Linked DNA regions of Homo sapiens: region 2 is linked to region 1. Evidence: read pairs that join two places in POLR2A ChIA-PET (ENCODE). Cell type or tissue: PC-9. All regions are shown on one strand. Each heading gives the region's core, and the rest is flanking DNA. Links, peaks and the distances in the headings are about the cores only. Region 1 holds the start of PRSS36 (serine protease 36). Region 2 overlaps PYCARD-AS1 (PYCARD antisense RNA 1).

Evidence for each region. Peaks named below come from ENCODE experiments on the same cell type or tissue, not always from the same donor. Only the 100,000 strongest peaks of a DNase experiment are listed, where the experiment ranks them.
Region 2: POLR2A ChIA-PET joins it to region 1 with 6 read pairs; 20 of 35 experiments call an interaction of 5 or more read pairs at or near these places.

Annotation. Positions count from the first base shown.
Region 1 is chr16:31,146,830-31,154,361 of GRCh38, reverse strand. PRSS36 (serine protease 36) reads left to right here and starts at 4,296. Exons shown (of 15, transcript NM_173502.5): 1 at 4,296-4,363; 2 at 4,631-4,666; 3 at 4,864-4,899; 4 at 5,127-5,289; 5 at 5,687-5,967. The coding sequence starts at 4,327. RefSeq lists enhancers at 4,052-4,588, 4,589-5,124, 5,125-5,662. In PC-9, for the core only: no CTCF peak of the experiment used is centred there; a DNase peak (open chromatin) is centred at 3,861; H3K27ac peaks cover 1,967 bases.
Region 2 is chr16:31,203,284-31,210,815 of GRCh38, reverse strand. PYCARD-AS1 (PYCARD antisense RNA 1) reads right to left here. Exons shown (of 2, transcript NR_102400.1): 2 at 7,364-7,532. Among named protein-coding and RNA genes, the nearest start is that of PYCARD, 4.3 kb to the right of the region's middle. In PC-9, for the core only: no CTCF peak of the experiment used is centred there; no DNase peak of the experiment used is centred there.

The DNA of each region.
Region 1 (7,532 bases), core at 2,197-6,196:
CAGCACTTTGTGAGGCCAAGGCACGCAGATCACCTTAGGTCAGGAATTTGAGACCAGCCTGGCCAACATGGTGGAAACCCGTCTCCACTAAAAATACAAAATTAGCAGGGCATGGTGGTGGGCTCCTGTAATCCCAGCTACCCGGGAGGCTGAGGCAGGAGAATCACTTAAACCTGGGAGGTGGAGGTTGCAGTGAGCCGTGATCATGCCATTGCACTCCAACCTGGGCAAAAAGAGCGAAACATCATCTCAAAAAAAAAAAAAAAAAAAAAAAAAAAACCTCATGAAACTATTTGCTGTTTTTCACATGATGTTGTTAAGAAAGATTTTATTATACCCAAGTAAAGAGACATGATCTCCCAACCAGAATGGACTCGAACTCCTGGGCCCAAGGGATCCCCCCACCTCAGCCTCCAGAGTAGCAGGGACTACAGGCATGCACCGGCACACCTGGCTCCTCCAAGGAGAAATTTATTTTCTGTCCTTGAACCTGGAAGAGAGAGACTCCTGCTTGAGCTTCCCTCCTTACCTTGGCTGCTAGTTGCAATCAAGGGCATCTTAGAGTGGTGAAACCATAAGAATCACCTGGGCAGCTTTTGCAAACTGCACTTGCTCCTCCAGAAATTCCAATCTGTCTCCCTACAAGAAAATGTTCTCCTTCCTCCCATAAGATCCATTGCTTTGGCGAGCCTCTGTGCTATTTATTTTTTTATACTTATTTATTTATTTATCTATTTATTTTTGAGATGGAGTTTTGCTCTTGTTGCCCAGGCTGGAGTGTAATGGTGCAATCTCAGCTCACTGCAACCTCTGCCTCCCGGGTTCAAGCGATTCTCCTGCCTCAGCCTCCCAAGTGGCTGGGATTACAGGCATCCACCACCACACCCGGCTAATTTTTTGTATTTTTAGTAGAGACGGGATTTCACCATGTTGGCCAGGCTGGTCTCGAACTCCTCACCTGAGGTGATACACCTGCCTCGGCCTCCCAAACTGCTAGGATTACAGGCGTGAGCCACCGCGCCTGGCCAACGTCTGTGCTATTTAGCAGAGCAAGTCCTACTCCTCATGTCTGCTGGGTTGGGGAAAGGGTTAAGAATCATTGTCTTGGCTGGGCACGGTGGCTCATGCCTGTAATCCCAGCACTTTGGGAGGCCGAGGCAGGTGGATCACCTGAGGTCAGGAGTTTGAGACCAGCCTGACCAACATGGAGAAACCCCTGGGCAGCTGGGACTACAGGTGCACACCACCACACACAGGATCGCGTTATGCTGCCCAGGTTGGTCTAGAACTCCTGGCCTCCAGCAATCCTCCCATCTTGGCCTCCCAAAGCACTAGTACAGGCTTGAGCCACTGCACCTGGCCCCAAAATTTTATTTATTTATTTATTTATTTCGAGACAGAGTCTCACTCTATCACCCAGCCTGGAGTGCAGTGGTGCGATTTCAGCTGAGCACAACCTCCGCCTCCTGGGTTCAAGCCATTCTCCTGTCTCAGCCTCCTGAGTAGCTGGGATTACAGGCACATGCCACCATGCCCAGCTAATTTTTTAATTTTGAGTAGAGATAGGGTTTTACCATGTTGGCCAGGCTGCTGGTCTTGAACTCCTGACCTCATGATCCACCTGCCTCGGCCTCCCAAAGTGCTGGGATTACCAGCATGAGCCACCGCGCCCAGCTCCAAAATGTTTATTAACCACTAAATTGGAGCAAGCAATGTATCGGTGAGGGTCTCCAGGGCGTGCATGTTTTGCGTCAATGACACTTGCACTCTCTTCTTTCCTACCTTTGCCCATTACCTCATTTTTCTGAGTTTTGGTTAAATGATTGGTTATTTATCCTTTGAAGGGCAAATAGCTACCCAAGCAGCAAGTTAAACAAATGCCTGAGGAGGCTCTCATTGTTAAGAAATCTGAAGTTAAGACTCAATTTACCTCCATCGTTTCCTGTGGACAGGCTAAGGCTAGCAGGTTTATCAATTGAGCCCAGTCCGTTGCTGGGTGGCTGAATTTGCATTTTCCCTCTTCCTGCTCACTTCTCATTTTCCCTCAATCTTGCCACCCTGGGATTGCACCTCCCAATTAAGCACAAGCATGCAGGCTTTGCCTAGGCCTGTTTTCTAGGGCAACTAGACTCATAGACCAATATTATTATTAATTGATATTATCAGTAAGAAGATAGATACACATGTGTAAATATTCCTGGGTTGACCCTGCATTTCTGCTGTCCACCCTGATTTGTTCCCTAAGAGTGACCTTTATGGACCATATAATGGTCTCCCTTGAACTCTGGCCTCTGGGAGGTTTCAATGAAAAGAGCCAGGGGGTGATCAGAGGATGGGAGGATCCCAGCACTTTTGGAAGACTGAGGCAGCAAGATCGCTTGAGACAGGAGTTTGAGACCAGCCTGGGCAACATAATAAGACCCCATCTCTACAAAAATAAAAAACATTAGCTGGGTATGGTGGTGCGTGCCTGTAGTCCCAGCTTCTCAGGAGGCTGAGGCCAGAGGATCGCTTAAGCCCAGGAATTCGAGGTTACAGTGAGCTATAATCACAGCACTGCACTCCAGCCTGGGTGACAGAGTGAGACCGTGTCTCTAAAATTTTTTAATTGGTTTAATTAAAAATAGAGAGGATGAGATGAGAGTGAGATGGGGATTTTTCTTTCCCCACTCCCTCTCTGCTGGTAAAGGCTGCATTTCTCTATTGAAGGCCACGGCTCCTAACAGCTATCTCTTCCATAGCTGCAGCTCTTGCTGGGTTCCAGTAACTGCCCCCTCTCTGCCTCTTCAGGCCAGCAGGTAGCAAGGGCTCTCTATTATTGCTGGCCCCAGGATGCGTTACCATCCCTCTTTGGTTTCCTTTTTTTTTTTTTTTTTGTGAGACGGAGTTCGCTCTTGTCACCCAGGCTAGAGTGCAACGGCGCTATCTTGGCTCACTGCAACCTCCACGTCCTGGGTTCAAGCATTTTTATCTGCCTCAGCCTCCCTAATAGGTGGGATTACAGGTGAGTTCCACCACACTCGGCTAATTTTTGTATTTTTAGTATAGATGGGGCTTCTCCAAGTTAGCCAGGCTGGTCTTGAACTCCTGACCTCAGGTGATCTGCCCGCCTCGGCCTACCAAAGTGCTGGGATTACAGCCGTGAGCCACCCAGCCTCTTTGGTTTCCTTTGACCCTGCCTACACTTCTATAAATAGTTTCTTCCTTAAACTCTCTTCAACTCCTCTTTGAAGAGCCATATGTTTCTTTCTTCTTCTTATTCTTCTTTTTTTTTTTCTTTTTGTTGTTGTTGTTGAGACAGGGTCTCGCTTTGTCACCCAGGCTGGAGTGCAGTGGCACAATCATAGCTCACTGCAACCTCGACCTCCCAGGCTCAAGCAATCCTCCCACCTCATCTCCCGAGTAGCTGGGATACAGACGTGCACCACCACGCCCTGCAGTTCATAATTTTTGTATTTTTTAATTTTTTGTAGAGATGGGGTCTTGCTATGTTGACCAGGCTGGTCTTGAACTCCTAGCCTCAAGCAATCCTCCCACCTCAGTCTCCCAGAGTGTTAGGATCACAGGAGTGAGCCACCGTGCTCGGCCAAGTCATATGTCCCTTAAACTGGCTCTTACTGATACACACCAAGAGGTTGGGTTACTTTCCCAAAGTCACACAGAGTAAGTGACAGGGCAGCTAAGAGCATTGTCACTGGAACACAGAGCAGGGTGGAGGCTTTTTCAGCCTCGCCAGCCTGCCCAGCCCCCTCCCAGGGTCCCTATGCCCTGCCCAACCTGCTGGAATCTGTGATCCTTTTGTTGGGATGGGATTGAATTCCCTAGGGCTCCTGTCCCAGACCTGGCCAGCAGCTCCAGTAACCAGAGCTGTGTGAGAAGAAAAGGCCAAGCCACTGGGGCAGCCGCACCCCAAACAGAGGTGAGGTCTCCGATGAGTCATGCCCGTGAGGGGCCACTTCCCCTGTCCTAAGGGCCACTGCTCACCAAGGACACAGAACACTGTCCTCCTCTTTGACCTTTGCCTGCAGTGTTTTTCATCCCTCCCTCTCCCACCCAACAGGTGTCCAGGAGCTAGGACACCTGTCCTCCACCCCCACCCTGGGCCTCCAGAGACATGAGATGTGCGCAGGGCTCTGGGTGGGGCCTTCAGGCTCCCCAGCTTCCCCCTTCCAGCCCCAGATCCTCTCAGATTCCCAGAGATGGGCTCCAGCCAGGGAGGGTGGGGCTGCCCCTGGGACCATCAGGAGTCACGGGCTGCCTGGGCAGTGACAGAGCCCTGCAGGGAGCAGACCTTCACTTGGCTCTGCCTCCGCTGACTCTAGCGCCATGGCCCGGCACCTGCTCCTCCCCCTTGTGATGCTTGGTAACCTCAGGGGACAAGAGTGGCTGCAAAGGGCCTGGGTCCTGGCATCTGGGGGGCTGGAGAGCAGGATTCCTGGTTTCTGTGTGGGGAGCAGGAAGTCAGAGAGAAGGAAGTGAGGCAGCAGAAGGCGAGGATGTATCAGAGGAGGGAGAGGGAGGCCTGGGTGCCCTGGGGAGACGGAGGCTAGGAGGCTGGGGGAGGGAGTCAGGGAGGGCACATACTGAGTGCGAGTCGCCAGCCTCTTCCTGCCTACCTCTGTCTTTCCAGTCATCAGTCCCATCCCAGGAGCCTTCCAGGACTCAGGTAAGGTAGCCGGACTGGGGGAAAGTCACGTGCAGAGGCAGAAAAGACCAGAGGACTGGCATGGGTGCTGGCAGGGGTTGCTGAACGGACAGGGAAGTGGGAAGATAGGGTCGGGGGTTGGAGAGCAGGAAGTGGGGCTGGGCGGTGCAGGCCTGGAAGTCACAAGTGTCCTCCTCTCTTTCCCCTCTGGCTCCCAGCTCTCAGTCCTACCCAGGAAGAACCTGAAGATCTGGGTAAGGAAGAGGCCTTGGCACCCTCAGACCTTAAAGGAGGCTAAGGCTGGTCAGGCCATGAGGGAGGTGGAAAAGACCAGAAATGTAGACAAGCCTGGGTCCTCTATGTTCTTTGTTCAGAGGGGCAAACTGAAGTGGGTGGAGGACGGGCCTTCGTCCTGAGTTACCTGGGCTTCTGGAGTGGGGAACCCGAGGGGAGCTTTGGCTTCCACGGCTCCCCGTTGCAGACTGCGGGCGCCCTGAGCCCTCGGCCCGCATCGTGGGGGGCTCAAACGCGCAGCCGGGCACCTGGCCTTGGCAAGTGAGCCTGCACCATGGAGGTGGCCACATCTGCGGGGGCTCCCTCATCGCCCCCTCCTGGGTCCTCTCCGCTGCTCACTGTTTCATGACGTGAGTATTCGCCCTGGTCCTGGCCCCTCTCCGCCAAAAGCTGGCCCCCGCCCCCGCAGTTGGTCCCCTCCTCCCGCCCCACTTCCGTCCTCAAGGATAATTTGGAGCCAAGCTGTCCCCAAAGCGAGGTGCTATTCGAGGCATCATGGTTCCGAGTGGGGCAAGGCTGCCGGACTGGTCCCACCACTCCACTCAATATCCGGGTCTGAATCCCATCTTTCCAATGACCCCCCCACCACCAGCTCCAAATCGGATTTGCTCTTCCCCTTTGAGGAGTATCAGCACCAAATCTGGATCGGATAGCACCTGCCCCTCTGGCTCTGAGCCCCTGCCCCCAACGAGGGTCTGCCCCCTCCATAGGGTCAACCTAACCTCCTACTGCCCCGGTCGAGCGCAGGAATGGGACGCTGGAGCCCGCGGCCGAGTGGTCGGTACTGCTGGGCGTGCACTCCCAGGACGGGCCCCTGGACGGCGCGCACACCCGCGCAGTGGCCGCCATCGTGGTGCCGGCCAACTACAGCCAAGTGGAGCTGGGCGCCGACCTGGCCCTGCTGCGCCTGGCCTCACCCGCCAGCCTGGGCCCCGCCGTGTGGCCTGTCTGCCTGCCCCGCGCCTCACACCGCTTCGTGCACGGCACCGCCTGCTGGGCCACCGGCTGGGGAGACGTCCAGGAGGCAGGTGAGTGGGACGGGACAAGAGGGGAGGGCCTCGGGGAGGTGGGGCTTCGAGAGGTGAGGTTCCTAGGGCGGGGCCTCAGGAGGTGGGGCCACGGAGCGGAGCCTGCGGGGAGCGTTGGAGGGTAGGTTTCTGCGGGTCGGTGGATGAATCCCACACCGATCTCCATGTAGCCTTCTCCCTGCAAGGATTCTCAAACTAAGACCACGGAATCACCCACACGCACCCCATTCCCTCCTTACCTGTCCTTCCAGTTTTTTCTTTCCTGGGTTTAGGCTCCGACTAGGGTTCCCATCCCAGCTCTAACATGTCAGACAAAGCACTTCACCCAGTACATTTCCTCATCTGTAACACGAGGAAAATAGCCATACCCACTTCAAGGGGTGGTTGAGTGGATTAAATGAGAAAATCCATGTAAAGTTCATAGTACAGTGCCTGGCATAGCAATAACCAATGCACTTTACATATTTCACCTCAGGTAATCTATAGTAAAGCACTACAGCATAAGGCTGGCCTATAATAGATATTCAGCAAATGCCAGTCTGTGCCTCCCTCCCATCCGCCTTCCTCTCATTCCATCCACCCCCACTCATCTCTCTACTCCCCACCTCCTCTCTTCTTCCTACCCACCATCATTCATTCAATCATTCTTTCACTCAAGATATTTCTTGAGCACCTTCTACATGCCAGGCACCGTGTTAGGCATTAGAGAGACACCAGTGAACATAAAAAGCCAAAATCCTGCCTTTTCAGAGTTTACATCCTAGGAGATAGACAAGCAACAAATTCAATAAATAAGCACGCATTATGTTAGAAGGTGGGGGGGAATAGACCAAATCTCCATCCCCATCATCCCCATCACCCAAGCTTTCCATGCTCCCAGGGCCCCCACAAATATCCACATCAGCCGTGGTCAGACCTGTGCCCATCCTCGGGGCTTTGGGTAGGTGCTACAGGGGAAGATGCTACAGCCTCTGCTTGTGGAGGTCCCATCAGGGCAGGAGGTGATGAGGAAGCGTCACTGTGAGCCCCAGGAAGTCTGTGTGAATGGGGCCAGGCCATCCTAACAATGGGCACCCAGAGAGGGAGATTTCTGCAGAGATTTTTGAAGAGAGGGTACATTGCAGGAAGATGGGGGGAGATGAAGGCCACCCTGTGGACCCAGATAAGTCATGTTAGATGAAGAAGGGCCAGGATGCCAGGCTGGAGTGAGAGGGGTACAGGCACCTGGGCTGCAAAGGCTGCTGTGGCCCGGCCATGAAGACCTTAAGATCAGACTGAGGGCCAGAGCACCCCACCAGCTCCAGGGACGCCCAGGACAATCCCCAACTTCCCTGGTGAGCCCCAAGTACAGCTTCAGCCATCACCTGACCTCAAATTCTTTTCTTTTTTTCATCAATTCTTTTTTTCTTTTTGAGACAGAGTTTCACTCTTGTTGCCCAGGCTGGAGTGCAACGGCGCGATCTAGGCTCACTGCAACCTCCGCCTCCCAGCTTCAAGCAGATTCTACTGCCTCAATCTCCCAAGTAGCTGGGATTATAGGCACCCACCACCACGCCCAGCTAATT
Region 2 (7,532 bases), core at 2,259-6,258, 56 kb before region 1:
TCCTGACCTCGTGATCCGCCTGCCTCGGCCTCCCAAAGTGCTGGGATTACAGGCATGAGCCACTGCGCCCGGCCAAAGCTGGCGCTCTTTACCGGCACACTGAGAAATCCAGGGGAGTTTTGTGTCCCCACCTTCTTTGTCCTTAAGTCTCTGAGGTCTCACTGTGTCGCCCAGGCTGGAGTGCAATGTTATAATCATAGCTCACTACAGCCTCGACCTCCCAGGCTAAAGTGATCCTCCCACCTCAGCCTCCTGAGTAACGGGGACCGCAGGTGTTCACCACCATGCCTGGCTAAAAGCCCCTGATTTCTTCTCTTCCATTCTTGATGGCTCAGACGCAGCCTTGTGTTAGCAATAGGAAGAGGTTTGAAAGAGGGTATATCTGGAGCTGGTCTCTGAAACCACAAGTTGCTCATGCTCAAAAACTCAACTTCCAGAACTTAAATCTCATCCAGAGTTTCCAATATTGCCAAGTTGGGACTGAAGGTCCTGCTGTCATCTATAGGAGTGGGTGTCTAAGACAGGTGGGTGATAGTCAATTCAATCCTTCCCTGCAGATGGGCCAGGACTGGCCTCTGATCCACGGAAGGAACATTGATTGTCTTAAGCAGACTGAGAACAAGAAGAGGCAATAAGCCATGTGCAGGGAAGGAGGGAGTGGTAAACCGGTATAGCTGGCCCTATGAGGTCCCTCAGACCTAAAGAGCTAGGGATAGATTTCAGCTTGTCCTAAGGGAAAGTTTCCCAACAGCTCAAGCAATGAGTGCCTTGGAAGGTAAGAGCTCCTAATTATTGGGTACATGCAGAGAGAGGCCAGAAAGCCCTAGTCAGGGCTGCTACAGAAGCAAGTCCTGAATGCTGACTTCATGAGCTCATGCTGGGCACCCCTGGGAAAATCACCTGCCTCTCTGGGCCTCAGCACGTTCAAATACAATATGTGGATAAATAACACCATCCTGGCTGGGTGTGGTGGCTCACACCTGTAATCCCAGCACTTTGGGAGGCCAAGGTGGGAGGATCACTTGAGTCCAGAAGTTCAAGACCAACCTGGACAACACAGCGAGACCCCCGTCTCTACCAAAAACAAACAAACAAACAAAACAGTATAGTGGCTCACGCCTGTAGTCCCATAGTCCCAGCTACTCCAAAGGCTGAGCCAGGAGAATTGCTTGAACCCTGTCTCAGAAAGAAAAGAAAAAAAAAACCATCCCATAGAGTTGTCATGAGGATTAAACTGAAAAATATGCCACATAGGCCGGGTGCAGTGGCTCACACCTGTAATCCCAGCTCTTTGGGAGGCCGAGGTGGGGGGATCACTTGAGGTCAGGAGTTCAAGACCAGCCTGACCAACATGGTGAAACCCCATCTCTACTAAAATTATAAAATTAGCTGGGCATGGTGGCTGGTGCCTGTAACGCCAGCTACTTGGGGGGCTGAGGCAGGAGAATTGCTTGAACTCAGGAGGCAGAGGTTGCAGTGAGCTGAGATCGAGCCATTGAACTCCAGCCTGGGCAATAAGAACAAAACTCAGTCTCAAAAAAAAAAAAAAAAAAAGAAAGAAAAAAAAATATGCCACATAAACAGGGACAGTGTGCTGGCACCCAAGGGCTTAGGAAGCAGTGACTGTCACTTCCAGGTTCCAGTCCTGACTAGAATTTCCTTGTTGTGTGACCTTGGGCAAGTCGCTTAACCTGATTTTCTCACCTATAAAATGAGAATCATGTAAGGATTAGTATCAAGACTATGTATTTCTGTAAAGATGCAACAAGTAAGTTGTTTTGTTTTTTGTTTGTTTTTTTTTTTTTTTTTTTTGAGATGGAGTCACTCTGTCACCCAGGCTAGAGTGCAGTGGGGCCATCTCAGCTCACTGAAATCTCTGCCTCCCAAGTTCAAGCGATTATTCCACCTCAGCCTCCCAAAGTGCTAGGATTACAGGCACACACCAACACGCCCAGCTAATTTTTGTGTTTTAGTAGAGATGGGGTTTCGCCATATTGCACAGGTTGATCTCAAAATCCCAAGCTCAGGCAATCCACCCACCTCGGCCTCCCAAAGTGCTAGGATTACAGGTGTGAGCCACCATGCCGAGCTCTTTTATTTTGTTTTGAAACAGAGTCTCACTCTTGTCTCACAGGCTGGAGTACAGCGCTTGAACCACCTCCCGGAGGCAAGCAATTCTCCTGCATAAGCCTCCCGAGTAGCTGGGGTTACAGGCACCCATCACCATGCCCAGCTAATTTTTGTGTTTTTAGTAGAGACAGGGTTTCACCATATTGGCCAGACAGGTCTTGAACTCCTGACCTCAGGTGATCTGCCCGCCTCAGCCTCCCAAAGTGCTGGGATTGCAGGTGTGAGCCACTGCACCAGCTCTTCACAATTCTGAACTCATTGCAGCCTCATAACAACGCTTTCACTTTCCTACAGGGAGGCCATGGGGCACAAGGGCTAAATGACTTGCCCAACGTCCTGGCAGTCTGTGGTCCTTCTTGCCCCAGGAGAAGCAATCTGGCTCCAGCAATCAAGGTGTTACTTTGTTGTGGGGGTAGGGGTCACACCCAGGAAGCAGGCATCCTAATTCCACCAACCACTCTGGCTCCTGTCCAGGGGGGCAAGGGTGAGCCTGGGCTGAGAACTGGAGGCTCTTTCCTGTCAGGGGTCAAAACTCAGCTCTTGGAGCTCGCATCCAGAAAGAGGGGAGGGTCAGACCGGGCACGGTGGTTCACGCCTATAATCCTGGCACTTTGGGAGGCCGACGCGGGCAGATTGCTTGAGCCCAAGAGTTCGAGATCAGCCTGGGCAACGTGGTGAAACCCCGTCTCTACAAAAAAATACAAAAATTAGCCAGGCGTGGTGGCACATGCCTATGGTCCCAGGTGCTTGGGAGGCAGAAATGGGAGGATCACTTGGGCTTGGGAAGTTGAGGCTACAGTGAGCCGGGAGGGTGCCATTACACCCCAGGCTGGGCGACAGAGCCTGACCCTGTCTCCAAAACAAAAGCAACAAAAGAATTTACAGTCTGCTCACAGAGCACATGCACCTGCCAAAAGATGTCACTTGTTCTCACTGAGCTCCGACCTGAAACTGCTGCAGGAGGGAGGCTTCCAGTTCTCCGAGAGAAACGGCTGCATTTCCCCAGTCCCTTGTCCCTTGCCTCCCTGTGACATCTCACCGAAGTGCTAACACTTGCTCTGAGGTGACGGCAGGTGACAATCACAGCCAGGAGCTTCCCCGTCTCCATCTGAATGTGTGTATCAGTAGGACGTAACTGGGGTCAGATGCCAGGGGCAAGCTGGGCCCCAAAGGAAGGACCTGGGTGGTGATGCTCAGAAGTAAGGAGAGCTTCACCCCACGGGGACTCACATGCTCACCTCCTCTCTACCAAGAAGCTGAGTGTGAGGAGGAGAGAGGCATCACTCACTCACACACACGCATATACACACACATACACACACTCCTGTAGGTGCATTTTCCTGCAGCCCCAAAGTTTCCGTTGTAAGGCATCACATTTGTTTTACCTAAAGCAAAGGCCACCCCATCCAAACAAGGGCTCTGGAGATGCAGGCAGGAGGCCACATGGCAAAGGGGACCCCTGCTCTGCGTTGTAGGGATTGAATCAGGCAATCATTTTTAAATGGATCAAACACCCAAAGCTCTTCCAATTCTACCAAAGTGAAAAGAGCAGGTTTCGATGATTCTAGATTCTAGGATTCTTGTGTCATTCTACAACAGCTTATCAAGGCTGGATCTGTGCCAAGCTCTGTGCTGGAATGTGACCTTGGACAAGCCCTTCCACCTCTCTGAACCTATCTTCTCATTTACAAAGTGGGGCCATGATTCCCTATCTCAAAGGGATTGCTATAAGGCTTAGAAATAATGCACGTGGGCTGGGCATGGTGGCTCACGCCGGTAATCCCAGTACCTGGGGGGGCCAAGGCAGGCAAGATTGCTTGAGCCAAGGGGTTCGAGACCAGTCTGGGCAACATGCCAAAACCCCATCTCTACTAAAAATACAAAAGTTAGCTGGGCATGATGGCTCACGCCTGTCATCCCAGTTACTCAGGAAGCTGAAGCACAAGAATCATTTGAACCCATGAGGCAGAGGTTGCAGTAAGGGGACATTGCACCACTGCACTCCAGCCTGGGTGACAGAGCAAGATTCTGTCTAAAAACATATATATTACAAAAATTGGCTGGGCATCGTGGTGCACACCTGTAGTATCAGCTATTTGGGAGGCTGACATGGGAGGATCGTTTAAGCCCAGGAGGTCAAGGCTGTAGTGAGCTATAATCATGCCATTGCTCTCCAGCCTGGGCAACAGACTGAGACCGTATCTCAAAAAAATAAAAAAAAAAAGAGAGAGAAAAAGAAAAAGAAAAGAAAGGAAGGAAGGGAAGAAGGGAGGGAGGGAGGGAAAGGAAAGAAAGAGAGGAAAGAAGAAAGAAAGAAAGAAGAAGGAGGAAGGAAGGGAGGGAGGGAGGGAGCAAGGGAGGGAGAGGGGGAGGGAGGGAGGGAGAGAAGGAAGGAAGAAAGGAAGGAAAAGAAAAGAAAGAGAGGAAAGAAGAAAGAGAGGAAGGAAGGAAAGGGAAGGGAGGAAGGAAGGAAAGAAGGAAAGGAGGGGGGAGGAAGGGAGAGAAGGAAGGAAGGAAAGAAAGAGAAAGAAAGAGACAGAAAGGAAGGAAAGAAGGAAGGAAGGAAGGAAATAAAGAGGAGATAGAAAGAGAGAAAGAAGAAAGAAAGAGGAGGGGAGGGAGGGAGGAAGGGAGGGAAGGAAGGAAGGAAGAAAGGGAAAGAAAGAAAGAAAGGAAAGAAAGAAAAAGAAAGAAAGAAAGAAAGAAAGAAAGAAAGAAAGAAAGAAAGAAAGAAAGAAAAGAGAGGCCGAGTGTGGTGGCTCATGCCTGTAATCCCACTAATTTGGGAGGCAGAGGCGAGCAGATCACAAGGTCAAGAGATCAAGACCATCCTGGCCAGCATGGTGAAACCTCATCTCTACTAAAAATACAAAAATTAGCTGGGTGTGGTGGTGCGCACCTGTAGTCCCAGCTACTTGGGAGGCTGAGGCAGGAGAATCGCTTGAACCTGGGAGGTGGAGGTTGCAGTGAGCCGAGATCACGCCACTGCACTCCAGCCTGGCAACAGAGCAACACTCCATCTCAAAAAAAAAAAACAGAGAGAGAGAGAAAGGGAAAAACAAAAGAAGGAAAGGAGGGAAGGAAGGAAGGAGGCATGCGAAGGACTGCAGACTAAAGGCTTATTTCTATTATTTATTAGAAGAGGTGACTCCTAGGTTGGGTGTGTTGGCTCACACCTGTAATCCCAGTGCTTTGGGAGGCCAAGGCAGGAGGATCGCTGAGCCCAGGTGTTGGAGATCAGCCTGGGCAACATAGCCAGACCCCATCTCTACAAAAAAATTAAAAAATTAGCTGAGCATGGTGGCATGCACCCGTAGTTCCAGCTACACAGGAAGCTGAGGTGGGAGGATCGCTGGAACCCAGGAGTTCGAGGCTACAATGAGCTATGATTGCGCACTGCACTCCAGCTTGGGCAACAGAGTGAGACCTCATCTCTAAAATAAAAGCAGAAAAGAAAAAGTGATGCCTGATGAACGTCAGAAGACAGGCAGGAACTCACCAAGTAGACCAGGAGGAAAAAGAGGCCAAGCAGAGAGCAGCTCCCACAGGGGCGGAGGTTCACGGATCAGCAAGCTGGAAGGGGCAGCTGAAGAGGTTGGCAAGGACCTTGAAGGCCAAGCCAAGGGCTTGGGACTTGAGTTTGAGGGCACTGGGGAGTCATGAGGGGGTCTCTGAGCCAGGCAGGTGCAGGATCATATGTGTGGGTTAGGAAGATGTATCCTTCTGGCCACAGTGCACAAAAGGAAATGGAGATTCTGGAAGGATAAAGGCCAGTGAGAAGGCATGATAAACATCCATGAGCCAAGGAACACTGGCTGTTGGACCACAAGTGCCACCCATGGTGAGGATGTTGGCACACAGCTTACCCCAGCCCACATGCTACAAGGATGGGGAGCAAGGCCAGGCACAGTGGCTCACACCTGTAATCCTAGCATGTTGGGAGGCCAAGGCAGGAGGACTGCTGAGCCCAGGACTTTGAGACCAGCCTGAACAACATAGGGAAACCCATTCTCTATAAAAATTTTAAAAACTAGCCAGGCATGGTGGCACAACTGTAGTCGCAGGTACTCAGGAGGCCGAGGTGAGAGAATTGCTTGAGCCCAGGAGTTCAAGGCTGCAGTGAGCCACAATCCCTCCGGTGTACTCCAGCCTGGGCAACAGAGTGAGGTCCTGTCTTCAAAAGAAAAAACAAACAACAACAACAACAACAACAAAAAGGCTTTCAGCAGGGTAGCAGAGCACTGCTCCCCATCGTGGTTTTTGTTTGTTTGTTTTTGTTCCTGTTTTGAGATGGAGTTTCGCTCTTGTTGCCCAGGCTGAAGTGCAATGGTGTGATCTCAGCTCACTGCAACCTCCACCTCACGGGTTCAGGCGATTCTCCTGCCTCAGCCTCCCCAGTAGCTGGGATTACAGGCACCTGCCACCACGCCCGGCTAATTTTTGTATTTTTAGTAGAGATGGGGTTTCACTCTGTTGGCCAGGCTGGTCTCAAACTCCTGATCACCCACCTCGCCCTCCCAAAATGCTGGGATTACAGGCATGAGTCACCGTGCCCGGCCCATCCTGGTTGTCTTGTTTGTTTTTGAGACAAGGTGTCTGTTGCCGAGTGGCACAGAGTGCAGTGGCACAATCATAGCTCACTGCACCCTCAACCTCCTGGGCTCAAGTGACCCTCCGGCCTCAGCCTCCCAAAGCACTGAGATGACATGCGTGATGAGCCACTGCACCCAGCCATGCTGGAAGCTTTTGAATACAACATGCTGCAGGCATCACAGCCTCATTCATTCCTTCACTCAGCAAATCTTTACTCAGCACCTAATGTGTTCCAGATACATTTTTTTTTTTCAGATGGAATCTAGCTCTGTCACCCAGGCTGGAGTGCAGTGGTGCAATCTTGGCTCACTGTAGCCTCTGCCTCCGAGGTTCAAGCGATTCTCATGCCTCAGCCGCCCTAGTAGCTAGGATTACAGGCGCCCTCCACCACACACAGCTATTTCCAGGTACATTCTTGACGCTAGGAATTCAGCAAAGAATAAGACAGTTAAGGTCTCCGATGCTCATAGGCCTCACATTTTAGAGAGGGATGAATGTCCAATAAGCATATAAACGTATAATATGTCAGGGTCGTATGACTACAAGGAACAGTGATTGTTACAACCCAGATGAGAGGGAAAAATAAAGGATTCCAAATATCCCCCTTGGGAAGTAGAGTCAGGATTCAAACAAAGAACTGTATGGCTTCAAGTTCATGGTCTTTAATCTCCTGGAGGCTGTCTCTCTTTCTTTTTTCTTTTTTTTAATCAGTGTTGGGATCAAATTCTGGCTCCCCTAGGAAGCATCTGGCAAGGTTTCGGGAGCCATCGGGTTGGCCATGTTATGCTGGAATATTTATAAGCACCGGA